2 separate regions of the Homo sapiens genome follow, and region 1 is linked to region 2. Evidence: read pairs that join two places in POLR2A ChIA-PET (ENCODE). Cell type or tissue: PC-9. All regions are shown on one strand. Each heading gives the region's core, and the rest is flanking DNA. Links, peaks and the distances in the headings are about the cores only.

Region 1 (2,920 bases), core at 112-2,611, 60 kb before region 2:
AAAAGTATAAGAAAGTTACAAAATACATAAAAAGAAGGCATCATTTCATTAAAAAAGCATCCATTTCTTGATGTGTCATACTAGTTATCAGCATGATTAAACCAACAAGGCTTGTAATCCCTTTTTATAAGCAAATACAGTCCATACTACCTACTATTATAGAATGCCATATAATGTAGGGAAAAGGGCTTTTCAAGCTGAAAAGTCCTTACAAACGTAAGATTATCACTAAAAATAAGTGATATCACTATTTTTTAAAAAGTAGAAGAATATTAAGTAAACTAAATCAAAAAGTATCAAAGGCCAAAAAAATAGAGCCTCATTTACTCACACCAATTCACTCAAATTTACCGTAAGCTGAACAATATCACTGAATGAAAAATTCAAATATGTCAAATATGACCTACTTCAAGTGTGGTTCATGGATTAATGCCAATCCACAAACTCTGTTACTGTCACATGATTGGATATGTACAGAAACTTTTGGAGCAATCTCACACTACCACAAGGTTTTACAGTTTATAAGATTTAACTAGTTGTTTGTTTGAGAGTCACTGAGCTAGGCCACAGTTCTCAGAATCCCTTTCAGGTAGATGTCAGATTAAAGTTCTTAGAAACCAAGGATACGATGTCTCTCTTCCTCAGGGAACTGACTCTATGGCTCTCTGCTGTTCTTCCCATTCCAGCTAGGGAAACCCAAATTTGTCAGCTACTCTGCTATGACCATGAAGACAATGACAATACCCTAAAGTGCTGCTCCTCAAACCTTAATGTGCAAAAGAATCACTTTAATGTGCAATAAGATTCTTTAATAAGAATCTTACTAAAATTAAGATGCTGGTGAGGTTTGAGATTCTACACTTCTAACAAGCTACCAGGTGATATCAATGCTGCTGGCCTGTGGACCACACTTGGAGTAGCAAGGGGTGAGGGGACATCAAAGCAATAAGATGAAAGGAACCTGGGTCCTTAAATGACAGCACAAAGCAGAACTGTCTAACTATTTTGGGTTGTTTTGTGACCAAAAAAAAAGAAAAACCAAAAAAAACCTATGTTCTCCAGGCTTCTCTTACATCAGCCTAGCCTTCAACCTAATTAAGGCAGGGCATTTTTTTTAAGCATTGGAAAAATGTAGCTCAGGCCAGTTTCGTATTTAATCTGCTTTTGCATTTTGCTTAAAATAATATCAAAATAAATGCTTATTCACATAAGTAGAAACTAGTAAAAATGTCAAGGCTCTGTTGAACTTTCAAGATAATCAAACTTCAGTAGGCACACCATAATTTCTGTCATGTATTATTTAAGTATTAAGTCCATTCTCATTACCCTGTAACTGTAAAAGTATATACCACTACACTGCACTCTTTTCTTCATGAATTTTTAATTCAACTTGTTAAACTCTCAATTTGTTAAGAAACTACATCTAATTATATGAGAGTGTCTTTTAATTGTGAACTATCATAGCTAACTAAGTCTTTATAACTAGTAGAAAATTTAATGAGTACTATGGCAGGTGTCTGTGTTGCAAAGAGCAGCTAGATATGTTTATTAACAAAGTTAAATATTTTGGGTGGCCACTTTGCACTAACAACAATGTAAACACAGGCACAAAAATGGTCACTGAAATTTCATGGTACTGTACAGCCATTATGTTTTTAATATACGCATATACAAACTTTCATTATGTATCAACTTTACTAGGGAAACATCTAATTAATATGTTTATAAAGACTTTTGATGAATGAGTAATTAAACAGGGAAAAAACATAAAACCAAAGCAAAAAATCCACAACCAGAAAAGGCAGTCAAAAAATTTATCAGCAACAACCAAAATAAGGGAAAACGTACATCCAGCTCTTGCACAACTTCAAAATGTAGCAACCAAAGAAGATTCTCATGTAGCCTGAGAACTAACCCTACCCTATCCATCCCCAAGAAGCAAAACTGAGGAAAGAAGTCAAATCAAAACGATCCTGAGAAATCTCATTATTACTCAAATTAGAACATACTAAGGGAATCAGCAGGCAGCCTAGAGAAAAGATCGTGGCCAATTCCTAGGAGTAGAGGCCCCTGAATATCAACTTGCACTCTCAGCACAGACACAAAGGGTTGCCAGTACTTGCCATTCTGAGTACAGTGAACTGAGCAAGGATACTGAGGAGCCCATTTTACATGCTTTATGTCCTAACAGTAACACATACACGTCCTTTTTGGTGCTCATAATTGCAAGATAACAAGAGTAAACTCTGTTTAGCAGAGTCCTCAGGTAAAACCCCAGTGGACTTGAACTCTATGACAACTTAGACTGCAAGATACCTAGATTCCTACTTCTTTGCCTCATTAAAGGCCCTAGCATGAAATATAATTTCATCATCTTAACTCCTTTCTAACTGAATATACTAGACCATTTTCATGCTACTGATAAAGGCATACCCAAGACTAGGAAGAAAAAGAGGTTTAACAGGACTTACAGTTCCACATGGCTGGGGAGGCCTCAGAATCATGGTGGGAGGTGAAAGGCACTTCTTTCATGGCGATGGCAAGAGAAAAATGAGGACGAAGCAAAAGCAGAAACCCTTGATAAACCCATCAGATCTTGTGAGACTTATTCACTATCATGAGACTAGCACAGGAAAGACTGGCCCCCATGATTCAATTACCTCCCCCTGGGTCCCTCCCACAACACGTGGGAATTCTGGGAGATACAATTCAAGTAGAGGTTTTGGTGGAGACACAGCCAAACCACATCATTCCAACCCTGGCCCCTCCAAATCTCATGCCCTCACATTTCAAAACCAATCATGCCTTCCGAACAGTCCACCAAAGTCTTAACTCATTTCAGTATTAACCCAAAGTCCACAGTCCAAAGTCTCATCTGAGACAAGGCAAGTCCCTTCCACCTATGAGCCTGTACAATCAA
Region 2 (2,920 bases), core at 283-2,782:
AAGCATCGCTAATGGGAATGTTAAATGGTGTAGGTGCTTTGGAAAACCGTAGAGAAGTTGTTTGTGTGTGTTTTTCTTTAAGAAAACATTGAGTTACCCTATGATCCAACAATTCCACTCATAGGTATATAACCAAGAGAACTGAAAATATGTCCACACAAAAACTTCTACACAAATATTCATAACAGCATTAGTTGTAATAGCCCCCAAATGGGAATAGCCCAAATGTCCATGAACTGATGAATGGATGAACACAATGTGGTATATCCATAAATGGAATACTATTCAACCATGATAAGGAATGAAGTACTAATATCAGTTACAACATGCAAGAACCTTTAAAACATTATGAAAGAAGCTAAAGCTAAATGAAAGAAGCCAGTCACAAAAGGGCCACATATTGTATGAAATGTTCAGAATAGGCAAATCCATAGAGGCAGAATATAGATTAGTAACAGACAGTGAATAGGGGGAGGAGAAAATGAGCAGTAATTACTAATGAGTATGGAGTTTCTTTTTGGGGTGACTAAAATATTCTGGAATTAGTGGTGATGGTTGAGCAGCTCTGTGAGTATACTAAAAACCACTGACTTCTATAATTTAAGAGGGTGGCTTTTATGGTATGTAAACCATAGCTCAATAAAACTGTTATATTTTTAAAAAGTAACTCCCATCACTTCTGTTTAGTTTCGTTAGTCAAAGAAAGCCACAAATTACTCCAACAGGCCAAGGAAGTGCAATCCTTCCTTACATGTGCTTAAAAGGGAAATGGAAACATTTGTTGAACAGTACTAATGACTACAACAAGGCCCCCAGCCTTCACGAGGGTATGAGTCTCAGAGTAGGCCAGTCGTGATCTTACACCCTCCTGCATACAATGATTGGTCCACTAGTGGTCATATAACATAGGCAGGCCAACCAGCCCTTTTATGGAATGAATGTATGTTACAGGCAGAAACATCTTGTGATTACTGAATAGGAGGATGGGAGACTGGGACTGTCAGAAGCCATCCTATCAGCTTTATGGAGAGAGCCTGCATCCAGTTGTGACTGTTCAACCTCGAGATTTTCAAGATGCAGAAGAACTTTGCTTAGTAAGTCATTAGCAGCAAAATGGAATTCCAATCTTATAACTCTTTGCCCAGCAGATGTCTCACATTATTTCCTAAGAAATCCTGACAGTATTTCATCTTGCCACCTTCTAGACTCTCCTCTCTTCCCCATACTCTTTCCAATGCTTAAAAGGGAAGATCCCCCTTCTCAGCCTCTCATGTTCCCCTTATTTACAACCTCAGGCTCCATCTCCAATGTTATCTCTAGATTGAGAGATTTTCAATGGGGCTTATTCTTCCCATGTTTTCCTACCTGTATTAAACACCTCCTAAGATGGCTTGTAATCTCCTCCTCTTGCAAGTGGGCTGGACATTAACTGCTAGCAAATAGAGCATAGGGCACTTCCAAGATTAAGTTACAAAAATGTTCTGATTTCTGATGTGCTTGCCCTCTGATGGACACCAGATGCCATGTTGTTAGCTGCCCCGTGGAGAGGCTCACATTGCAAGGAACTGCAGCTGGACTCTGGCCAACAATCTACAAGAAAACTAAGCCCTGCCAATAACCACAGGAATGACCATGGAAGTAGATACTCCTCCAGATGAGCCCTGAGATTTCTGCAGCCCAGCTGACATCTTGATTGCAGTCTGTGAGAGACCTTAAAGCAGAGCATCCAGCTAAGTCATGGCCAGATTCCTGACACGACACAAACTGTGAGATAATAAATATTGTTGTTTTAAGTCACTAAGTTTTGGGTTAATTTGTTATGCAGCAATTACATAACAATTGGTTATCAATGCAGTGCCCCTCCCAAAAAATCTTGGCAGAATCTGTCTTTAGATCTGGGTTGGGAATCATGTAAACTTTGTTCTAAACTGCTCTTAAAAATGATCTCTCCTAGGCTGAGCGCAGTGGCTCGTGCCTGTAATCCCAGCACTTTGGGAGGCCAAGGGGGGCAGATTACCTGAGGGGAGGAGTTCGAGACCAGCCTGGCGAACATGCTGAAACTCCATCTCTACTAAAGATACAAAAAAAAAAAAAAAAAATTAGCCCAGCGTGATGGTGCATTCCTGTAATCCCAGCTACGCGGGAGGCTGAGGAAGGAGAATCGCTTGAACCTGGGAGGCAGAGGTTACAGTGAGCTGAGATCATGCCATTGCACTCAGGCCTGGGTGACAAGAGCGAAACTCCGCCTTGGAGTTAAAAAAAAAAAAAAAGAGCTATCCTTACTCATAGCTTATTTAAGGTCCTAAACCAAGCAGGTTCACCTTACCACCCTTCCTTTCAGTGAGCTGCTTCTTCATTTCAGTATGCTATCTGGGGAGGTTACTGAATAGGAAGATGCCATTCATGTTCTTTCTTATCTTGATCCTAGAGTTTCAACCTAATGTGCCCAGTAGTTTCTTATTCTGAGACTACGATGCTGCTTTCACACTAATAGAACCTCATTCCTCCTGGACACTCTCTGACACGTTCCAATTTGCAGTGAGCATGCAGTTAATCATCCACTATAGGAATCTCATTTTACTAAATTCTGAGACTGAATGAGAATCAGGATAGTAGTAAGTAAATTTCAGAATAGGCTTAGGTGGGCTTTTTATATGAGCAGGCAATGGTTCTACAATAAGAATCTGATCATATCCCTACTACTTTCAGTCATCTGAAGCCCTATAAATCTCTGCAGAATAACGTCCAAGATATTTAGCCTTCCCCCTCATCTGTCACCCCTAATCCTTCCTCACATCCTAGGGTCCAACCATGTTGCATTCTTTGGCATTTCCTAGACTTGCTGGGATCTCTCATGCCTGGGATCTTTGGCATATGGCTCCCTCTGTTAAGAATACCCATTTCTAGGTTTCTTCATGCT

Evidence for each region. Peaks named below come from ENCODE experiments on the same cell type or tissue, not always from the same donor. Only the 100,000 strongest peaks of a DNase experiment are listed, where the experiment ranks them.
Region 1: POLR2A ChIA-PET joins it to region 2 with 8 read pairs; 2 of 35 experiments call an interaction of 5 or more read pairs at or near these places.

What each region holds. Positions count from the first base shown.
Region 1 is chr13:60,409,716-60,412,635 of GRCh38, reverse strand. All of the region lies in intron 1 of TDRD3 (tudor domain containing 3), which reads right to left. Among named protein-coding and RNA genes, the nearest start is that of TDRD3, 14 kb to the right of the region's middle. In PC-9, for the core only: no CTCF peak of the experiment used is centred there; no DNase peak of the experiment used is centred there.
Region 2 is chr13:60,350,196-60,353,115 of GRCh38, reverse strand. The region is part of intron 2 of LOC105370228 (a long non-coding RNA gene); the gene reads right to left. Among named protein-coding and RNA genes, the nearest start is that of TDRD3, 46 kb to the left of the region's middle. In PC-9, for the core only: no CTCF peak of the experiment used is centred there; a DNase peak (open chromatin) is centred at 1,565.